Linked DNA regions of Homo sapiens: region 2 is linked to region 1. A link is an interaction called in ENCODE POLR2A ChIA-PET data of the cell type or tissue named here. Cell type or tissue: PC-9. All regions are shown on one strand.

The links. Peaks named below come from ENCODE experiments on the same cell type or tissue, not always from the same donor. Only the 100,000 strongest peaks of a DNase experiment are listed, where the experiment ranks them.
Region 2: POLR2A ChIA-PET joins it to region 1 with 24 read pairs; 6 of 35 experiments call an interaction of 5 or more read pairs at or near these places.

The regions. Positions count from the first base shown.
Region 1 is chr17:569,081-574,080 of GRCh38, reverse strand. All of the region lies in intron 13 of VPS53 (VPS53 subunit of GARP complex), which reads left to right. Among named protein-coding and RNA genes, the nearest start is that of VPS53-AS1, 49 kb to the right of the region's middle. RefSeq lists an enhancer at 968-1,852. In PC-9, no CTCF peak of the experiment used is centred here; no DNase peak of the experiment used is centred here.
Region 2 is chr17:692,138-697,137 of GRCh38, reverse strand. The region is part of intron 4 of VPS53 (VPS53 subunit of GARP complex); the gene reads left to right. Among named protein-coding and RNA genes, the nearest start is that of VPS53, 20 kb to the left of the region's middle. In PC-9, no CTCF peak of the experiment used is centred here; a DNase peak (open chromatin) is centred at 2,697; H3K4me3 peaks cover 804 bases; H3K27ac peaks cover 3,828 bases.

The DNA of each region.
Region 1 (5,000 bases):
CCCAACGCACTCGTTATTAACCATTTTAAAGTCATAGATCCTTTTTAAGAACCCAATGGAAAGCATCGACGCTCTTGTCAAAAAAATCCATATCATGCACACACTATTTTGAGTGTAATTTCAAGGAGTTCTAGGAACTGCTTCTTCCCTTCAAAGAATCCTGAGGCTGGAGAAGGAACTCAGGTGGGGACTGGTTTTGTGCACATTACTACTTTTGCTGTAGCTCTAACTCAGAAAGCATGAGACCATTCATAACTTCCCAGATGACAGAGACGCAACACAGTGTGGTGGAAAGAGCGTGGGCCTGATCCCAGACATACCTAGATGTGAGGCTTCGCGCTTGCTAGGCTGGGACCTTGAGCATGCTCCTAGCTAGCCCCTCTACACTGTGAGGATCATAAGGCCGACCTCATGGACTTTGTGGCGAGGAGGAGAAGAGGTGGCATTTTCACCTTCAGCACACAGTAAATGGTGCTCAGGAACAGTGCCTGCCCTGCCATCCCTCTCATCTTTTTCAGGACTCCTATGTGGGTGGGTGGCCTTGTCAGTGTGGCCAGATTTCTCTTGAGCCTGGCATGGGGTCCACCTTCTCATCTCCCCAGCCTCCCACCTGCCAAGGGAAAGTTCCGGCAGCATCTGCCCCAGCCAAAAGCCAAGTAGCAGTAGGAGGACTGCAGAGCCAGTACTCAGGGAGGAGGCAGGAAGTGGGGATGGCCACTAGCAGGTTGGGCTAAGCCGTCCTTACATCCTTTAAATGGCTTTCTCAATTTTTATTTATGTTCAAAGAGGAGGTTAGTCTGTCTTCTACCCTTGGCATTTAGTGATTTCCTCTGGCTGACTCTTGCAAAAGAAATTTCTACATAGGCACTTTCTTTACCCCATTCTATGGCGTTCTCCATCAGGGAAGTTACTGGTGACTCCATATCTGCCCATTCTCCTGAGTTCCCTCTAATAACTTTTGTTAGACTAGAACTCATGCTTTTCTAGAGCCTAGCATCTGTCTGTAAACTAATTACCATTGTTGATTATTTTATTTTATTTTTATTTTTATTTTTATTGATCATTCTTGGGTGTTTCTCACAGAGGGGGATTTGGCAGGGTCATAGGACAATAGTGGAGGGAAGGTCAGCAGATAAACAAGTGAACAAAGGTCTCTGGTTTTCCTAGGCAGAGGACCCTGAGGCCTTCCGCAGTGTTTGTGTCCCTGGGTACTTGAGATTAGGGAGTGGTGATGACTCTTAACGAGCATGCTGCCTTCAAGCATCTGTTTAACAAAGCACATCTTGCACTGCCCTTAATCCATTTAACCCTGAGTGGTCACAGCACATGCTTCAGAGAGCACAGGGTTGGGGGTAAGGTCACAGATCAACAGGATCCCAAGGCAGAAGAATTTTTCTTGGTACAGAACAAAATGAAAAGTTTCCCATGTCTACTTCTTTCCACACAGACACGGCAACCATCCGATTTCTCAATCTTTTCCCCACCTTTCCCGCCTTTCTATTCCACAAAACCGCCATTGTCATCATGGCCCGTTCTCAATAAGCTCTTGGGCACACGTCCCAGACGCGCTGGGCAGAGGGGCTCCTCACTTCCCAGTAGGGGCGGCCGGGCAGAGGCGCCCCTCACCTCCCGGATGGGGCGGCTGGCCGGGCGGGGGGCTGACCCCCCCACCTCCCTCCCGGACGGGGTGGCTGCCCGGCGGAGACGCTCCTCACTTCTCAGACGGGGCGGCTGCCGGGCGGAGGGGCTCCTCACTTCTCAGACGGGGCGGTTGCCGGGCAGAGGGTCTCCTCCCTTCTCAGATGGGGCGGCTGGGCAGAGACGCTCCTCACCTCCCAGACGGGGTCGCGGCCGGGCAGAGGCGCTCCTCACATCCCAGACGGGGCGGCGGGGCAAAGGCGCTCCCCACATCTCAGACGATGGGCGGCCGGGCAGAGACGCTCCTCACTTCCTAGATGGGATGGCGGCCGGGAAGAGGCGCTCCTCACTTCCTAGATGGGATGGGGGCCGGGCAGAGACGCTCCTCACTTTCCGGACTGGGCAGCCAGGCAGAGGGGCTCCTCACATCCCAGACGATGGGCGGCCAGGCAGAGACGCTCCTCACTTCCTAGACGGGGTGGCGGCCGGGCAGAGGCTGCACTCTGGGCACTTTGGGAGGCCAAGGCAGGCGGCTGGGAGGTGGAGGTTGTAGCGAGCCGAGATCACGCCCCTGCACTCCAGCCTGGGCACCATTGAGCACTGAGTGAACCAGACACCGTCTGCAATCCCGGCACCTCGGGAGGCCGAGGCTGGCGGATCACTCGCGGTTAGGAGCTGGAGACCAGCCCGGCCAACACAGCGAAACCCCGTCTCCACCAAAAAAATACGAAAACCAGTCAGGCATGGCAGCGCGCGCCTGCAATCGCAGGCACTCGGCAGGCTGAGGCAGGAGAATCAGGCAGGGAGGTTGCAGTGAGCCAAGATGGCAGCAGCACAGTCCAGCTTCGGCTCGGCATCAGAGGGAGACCGTGGAAAGAGAGGGAGAGGGAGACCGTGGGGAGAGGGAGACCGTAGGGAGAGGGAGAGGGAGACTGTAGGGAGAGGGAGAGGGAGAAGGAGAGGGAGAGGGAGAGCCCATTGTTGTTTATTTTGAATTAATTTCAAGCTTACAGAAGAATTATAAGAATTATACAAAGAGCCCTTGTATAGCCTTCATCCAGATTCCTCATTAATAGTTATCTCCCCCACACACGTAATGCACAGACACTGCATGCATTTTCCTTTTCTTTTTTCTCTTCCTTCTTTTTCTTTTTCTCTCTTTCCCTTTCTCTTCTCCCTCCCCTCCCCACCCCTCCCCTCCCTTCCTCTCCCTTCCCCTCCTCCTACTTCAGCCTCTAGAGTAACTGAGACTACAGGCACAGGCCATCACATCAGTCTAATTTTTGTTTTTTTGTAGAGACAGGGTCTCACCATGTTGCTCGGGCTGGTCTCAAACTCCTGGGCTCAAGTGATCTGCTGGCCTCCCAAAGTGTTGAGATTACAGACGTGAACCACTGTGCCCAACCTGTACTTTTTTCCTGAACCTTTGAATTCTCAAGTTGCAGACAAGATTCGCCACTACTCCTTAATACTTCAATATATATTTCTTAGAAACAAGGTTTCTACATAACCACAGTACAACTGTCCACATCAGGAAATTAACGTTGATACAACATTACTGCTTAATCCCAGACCCCTCACATAACCACAGTACAGCTATCAACATCAGGGAATTCACAGTGATACAGTATTACTGCTTCATCCATGCTCTCCTCCTCACATTTCAGCAGTTGTCCCAATCTGCTTGTTTGTTGGCCTGTTTGAATAGCCCTAGGATCACAGGTTGTTAGTTTATTTGTTTGAATAGCTCTCAGATCGCAGGTTGTTTGTTTGTTTAAATAGCTCTAGGATCACAGGTTGCATTTAGTTGTCATGTCTCTTTGGTCTCCTTCAACCCAGAAGACTAATTGAGTCTTTCTTTGTCTTTCATGACCTTGACATTTTTGAAGAGGATTGGCCAATTACTTTCTGGAATTTCCCTCAGTTTGGGTTTGTCTGATGTTTCCTCATTATTTATGATTTATGCAGAAGTGGTCCTGTGTTCCTAGGAATTCATATCAGGAGGCACAGAATGCCAGTTTATCCCAAAACTTGTGATGTGATGTTCTTTTTTTTTTTTTTTTTTTTTTTGAGACAGAGTCGTTTCACTCTATTCCCCAGGCTGGAGTGCAGTGGTGCGATCTCCACTCACTGCAACCTCCACCTCCTGGGCTCAAGCAATTCTCCTGCCTCAGCCTCCTGAGTAGCTGGGATTACAGGTACCCGCCACTGCACCCAGCTAATTTTTGTCTTTTTTTTAGTAGAGACAGGGTTTTGCCATGTTGGTCAGGATGGTCTTGAACTCCTGACTTCAGGTGATCCACCCGCCTTGGCCTCCCAAAGTGCTGAGATTACAGGCGTGAGCTACCACGGCCAGCCTATGATGTTCGTTTTTATTACTTGGTGTAGATGTTGTCTCTACTGGGTATCTCTATTTATTAATAAGTGTTGGGAGAAACCTTGAAACTTTATCAATATCCTTTTCCTCATCTTTCACTTATCATGTAATTTATTACTAAGATGATTGACAATGATGATTTTTCTTCTTTTTTTTTTTTTTGAGGCAGAGTCTTGCTCTGTCGCCCAGGCTGGAGTGCAGTGACATAATCTCGGCTCCTGGGTTCAAGTGATTCTCCTGCCTCAGCCTCCCAAGTAGCTGGGATTATAGATGCTCGCCACCATGCCCAGCTAATTTTTTTGTATTTTTAGTAGAGACGGGGTTTCACCATGTTGGCCAGGCTGGTTTGGAACTCCTGACCTCAAGTGATCTGCCCACCTCGGCCTCCCTAGATGTTGAGATTACAGGCATGAGCTGCCGCGCCCAGTCAAATGGTGATTTTTCTAGCTACATCATTTCTTCTGCGTTTATCAGTTGGCATTCTACTTTAAGAAAAGCTGTCACTTCTCCCCCTTATGTCTATGTCAGCATGGACTCATGGATTTTTATATTTTATTCAGTAGGTTGTAGGCATCACTATCTCTTTTATTTTTACTGTATTTTGGAATAAATGTATACCTATAGGAAAATTTCACAAATAGTACAGATTTCTTATGTTCCCCTTCACCCAACTTCCCCTGATGTTGACATCTTATATAACCACAGCAGAGTTGTCAAAACTGGCAAGTTAACATTGGTACATTACTATTTAATAACCTGCACACCGTGTTTGAACTTCACCAGTTTTTCCATTAGTGTCTGTTTTTCCTTCCAGGATTTGTCGTTGTTATTTTAGTACTCAAATTGTCCCTGACTTGGCCAGTGGGAGCCTCTTAAAGCTGGCTCTTCATCCTTTTTACATGCCACTATCATTTTTTGAGCACCTCCTTCCTCTCTGGCACAATAAAATATACTAGGCTTATCCTGTACTTTTGTATCCCAGCCC
Region 2 (5,000 bases), 120 kb before region 1:
TTATTTTGTGGGCTGTGGCTAAATGAGGTTGCTGCATTCGTCAGCTGAGTTGTTGGGGTTTTGATATTTTGTGGCTGTAAAAGATAGTAACCTGACATAGTTACCATTTCCTCGTACCTCGCTTTGCCAGCAGGCAGGTGACTCAAGATTCATTAAAAAATTTTACAAGTTGGCCGGGCACAGCGGGCACAGCGGCTCACGCCTGTAATCCCAGCTACTCAGGAGGCTGAGGCATGAGAGTCACTTGAACCCAGGAGCCAGAGGTTGCAGTGAGGCGAGATTGCACCGCTGCACTCCAGCATGGACGACAGGGGTGAGACTGTCTCAAAAAAAAAAAAAAAAAAAAGTTTTATAAGTCTTATTGGATCTAGTTAAGGAGGCCATTGGAGGGAATGAAGTAAGTCTTACTGGATCTAGTTAAGGAGGCTGTTGGAGGCAATGAAGGGAAAAGTGTGTAGGGAGGAGATACTCTTTAATAATTGAGGGGCCAGATGTTATCTGTGAACCATTTCCCTTTTTATTTGATTCTGTTCTTCTGTTGAGGCATCGTATTTCAGAATGGCTGTTGTAGTAGAAATGCTGAGCTTGCCTTTCTAGCCGTCCTCTCTTGCCATGTCCTGTCCTCCCTTATCAGCACTAACTCAGGTCAGGACTGCTTCTTTGCAATTGCTTCAATGCTGTGATTTCTCCTCTTTGACATTTTTTAGGACAGCTAATTTCTAAAAATGTTCATCCTGCTGCCCAGATTTGGAGTGGGAGGAGCATATAATCCTACGCTGAAATTTCCAGATCTCTGATATTTCTGTTTCCTTCTGCCAGTTGCTTACAGATATTAGGAGTCTCTTTCTTTTACATCTGTAGTTTTCCCATCTGTCTATTTTTACTACTTTATATCACTTTCTTTTTCCATTTTTCCACTTTATAGTCACTTTCCATTTGATAGCCAGTTTCCTTTGGCCTGTTTGTGAGTAGCTGGCCTTCTTGTCATCATCAGAATTTGTGTGTAGACACATTAGGTTCCTAAAACTGTTCTGGTTTTCTGGACTCCTGTATTTTTTTTAGCCCTCGTTACCTCGTTTTGTCTGTTGAGGTATATTTCATGAAGCATGGCTTCTTTGGCAGATGAGGCCCATGTAAATGGGACCTTCAGAGGGGTCCTACAGAGGGACAGGGCAGCCTCAAGCACTCCAGCTGCATTCTGCTGCTTAGCTGTCCTAATCTGTGTTTGATCGTATTGTCTACCTCTTCAGACACCGTATCAGCTCTGGCCACTAAATGAAATCCAAGGCCAGGCATGGTGGCCCACACCTGCAATCCCAACACTTTGGGAGGCCGAGGCGGGGAGATCACTTGAGCCTAGGAGTTCAAGGCCAGCCTGGGCAACATGACAAAACCCTGCATCTTCAAAAAGTACAAAATTAGCTGGGCATGGTGGTGGCCTGTGCCTGTAGTCCCAGCTACTGAGGAGGCCGAGACAGGAAGATCAGCTGAGCCAGGAAGTTCGAGGCTGCAGTAAGCCATCATCGCGCCACTGCACTCCAGCCTGGGAAACAGAGTGAGACCCTGTTTAAAAAAAAAAAGAAATCCAAATTCCTTTGCTTGGCATTCAAAATTCTGGTCTCCAATTCCAGTTTTGCCTCCTCTTGTGTTCTGTCTACACTGAAGACTTTGTGCTCTACGAGCATGCCTGTGCTTTCTGGACCTGTGCTTACAGACTCTTTTGTGCTTGAAATGCTTTTCCTCCTATTTCTTTAAGCCGCCGCATTTCCCAATCTTACCCATCCAAGGACCAGCTCAGATACTAGTTTCTTGACGATGTTTTCCATGGACCTTATCTGAATACACCAAGGAATCAGAATTTTGAACTGGAAAGGATTTGAAACTCATCTGGGCCCCTCCCCTCATTTTACAGAGGAGAAAATGGATTCCAGTGTCCCTCGATGTCCTTTCTCCATAAATCCCACAGCCCCATTCTTGTACTTTTCATTTGGCTTTTGGGGTCTCCCTTGACTTACCAGAGAACAAGTCTCATCCCTTTGATGTTTGTAAGCTCCTGGAAGGTAAGAACTGTATCTTTGTCATCTTTCTATTTCACTACACATAGGCCACATGCAATAACATTTTATTCAACTGAGCCAGGCACAATGGCTCATGCCTGTAATCTCAACACTTTGGGATGCCTAGGTGGGAGGATGACTTGAGGCCAGGAGTTTGAGACCAGCCTCGGCAACATAGCAATACACGTCTCTACGAAAAGGTAAAATAATTAGCTGGGTGTGGTAGTACAAGCTTCAGTGAGCTGTAATGGTGCCGCCGCGCTCCAGCCCGGATGACAGAGCGAGACCCCATCCCCAAAAGCAACAGCAAAACCCCCACAACATTTTATGCAACTGTATTGAATATTTTGTCTGTCTAAGATTGTTTATTAATTATAAATAAACAAAAACATTTTATCATAAAAACATCATTTTGATCAGCAAGTGGGTGTTCCTTAAAAGTGATTTAGAACTTGCTTTGTGCATTAAGAGTCCCAACTTGCTGCTACTGGGAATAGTAACACTGCTTGTTCAGTGTGATTCAGCCTACATTTGGAATGGCTCACTAGAAGTCTTACAGTGCAGGAGTCATAGATGTTTAAAATTTCAAGAATGTGAAAATAGTGAGTGATTCATCGGCATTTTTTGTTGGGTCATGCTGTGCATAATAGATGTGTATCTTTCAGTTATTTACGTTTCAACCTGTGGTTCTGGACTCTTGCAAACTAGCGGTATTACAGAGTCAGACCCAGAATTCGACAGTCTGCAGGAATGTCGGCGTTCTCCCCCATCCCGTATTAATAGGTTACAGGTTGCCGCAGCAGAGCAGGTCGTATTTCACAGAGCAAGACCACATTTTCAAGAATGTTTAGATAGCATTTCAATCTGTGATGGAACTTTGTATTCGTCTCCTTAGAATCCAGACAGAAAGGAAGCCCAGAAGAAATAACTGCTTTTCCTGTCATGGCCCCATCTGTCTTTTCCAGCACTTTGTAATGCAAACTGAAGTACAAGCTTTTTTTTTTCCAAGGAGCTCTTGGGTCCTGTCCTTGTCAACTCCTAGGTATGAAAGCCTTGCTCTCCAGCCCTGGCTGGCTGGTTTGCTAAAAGGAGTCTATTTGACTGCAACAGACTTGGTGGAATTACGGATGTTCCAAAATACTGAGTTTTGTAGGTCAAGAGGCCCCACGTTCCCCTCTTCCCTGGAAGAGAAGAGAAGTTTGCTTTCAGCACTCGCTTCCTAAGCTTCTGAAGAACACTCAGAAGGGAGTGGCATATGGACAAAAGGAGGTTTTCGTTTTATAAATTTAATCTTGATTGTGTTTAACCAGAACCGATGTGCCGCTTTTAAATTTGTATTTATTATTATCATGTTAGGGACAGGGTCCTGCCTTGTTGCTCAGGCTGGAGTGCAATCATTTTTCACGGTAACCTTGAACTCCTGGGGCCAAGTGATCCTCCCACCTTAGCCTCCGAAGTAGCTAGGACTACAGGCATGTGCCACCACACACAGCTATTTTTAATTTTTAATTTTTTATTTTTGGTAGAGATGGGTTCTTGCTGTGTTGCCCGGGCTGGTCTTGAACTCCTGGCCTGAAGTGATCCTCCTGCCTTGGGCTCCCAAAATGCTGAGATTATAGGCATGAGACACTTATTATTACAAGTCGTCCCCACTTACCTGTGGGGGATACATTCCAAGACCCCCAGTGGATGCCTGAAACCCAGAGAGTAGCAAACCCTATATATGCCATATTTTTTCCTATGTATACATACCTGTGATAAATTTTAGCATGCAAATTAGGCACAGTAAGAGATTCACCACAATAACTGAAAATAAAATAGCACAATTATGACAGTATGCCAGCATCACTCCTCTTGTGATTTGGAGCTGTATGTAATAGCCGAGATGGCTGCTAGGCTATACCCAGCCTAGATGTGCTTCTTGCTTCTTTGTTTTTTGTTTTGTTTTTGAGTCAGAGTCTCGCTGTCAGCCAGGCTGCAGTGCAGTGGTGTGATCTCGGCTTACTGCAACTTCTGCCTCCTGGGTTCAAGCGACTCTCCTGCCTCAGCCTCCTGAGTAGCTGGGATTACAGGCATGCACCACCACGCCTGGCTAATTTTTGTATTTTTAGTAGAGACGGGATTTCACCATGTTGGTCAGGCTGGTCTCAAACTCCTGACTTCATGGTCCGCCCGCCTCGGCCTCCCAAAGTGCTGGGATTACAGGTGCGCACCACCATGCCCAGCTCATTTTTGTATTTTTAGTAGAGACAGGGTTTCACCATGTTGGTCAGGCTGGTCTCAAACTCCTGACCTTGTGGTCCGCCCGCCTCGGCCTCCCAAAGTGCTGGGATGACAGGCGTGAGCCACCGCACCCGGCTAGGTGTGCTTCTATATCTGTAAATAAGGGGAAAGTGTTGACTTCACATTCATGGTGTCTTAAATGACATTTTTAGCAGAAAAGTTGCTTTTGAAAAGCAATGTTTTTGACTCAAAAATTATTTGGGGGTAAGGAATGATTTAAATATTGAAGGCATAATTAGGTCATTTCTTGAGCTTCTTGAAGTTTCTGAAATACCAGCCGCTTGGTTAACATTCTGCTAAACGTTTGCAGAGTCTTTGTTTTTTGACCACCTTCTATGTGGGCCAGCTTGAACTGGTCTAGTCTGTGACCTCTTCTAACCAGACGATGATGCTCTTATAAAGTTTATATGGCACGGAATCCTCCCCATTTTTATCTGTTGAAATCATCAGTCAAAAGCTTTAATTAAATGCCCACGTTTAAAACTTTGTGGATGAGTCAATTCAACAAGTACATGATGTGGTATGCTATGAAATTTTTGCAGCTTCCCAAGAATTAAAATGGATGGCTTGAACGTAGGTGAAAGAGAGGTGAATAGAGGGGCGGGTTAGAGGAAGAAAAAGCCGGCAGTGGGAAGTTTCAAGAGTGGCCAACGTTGACCG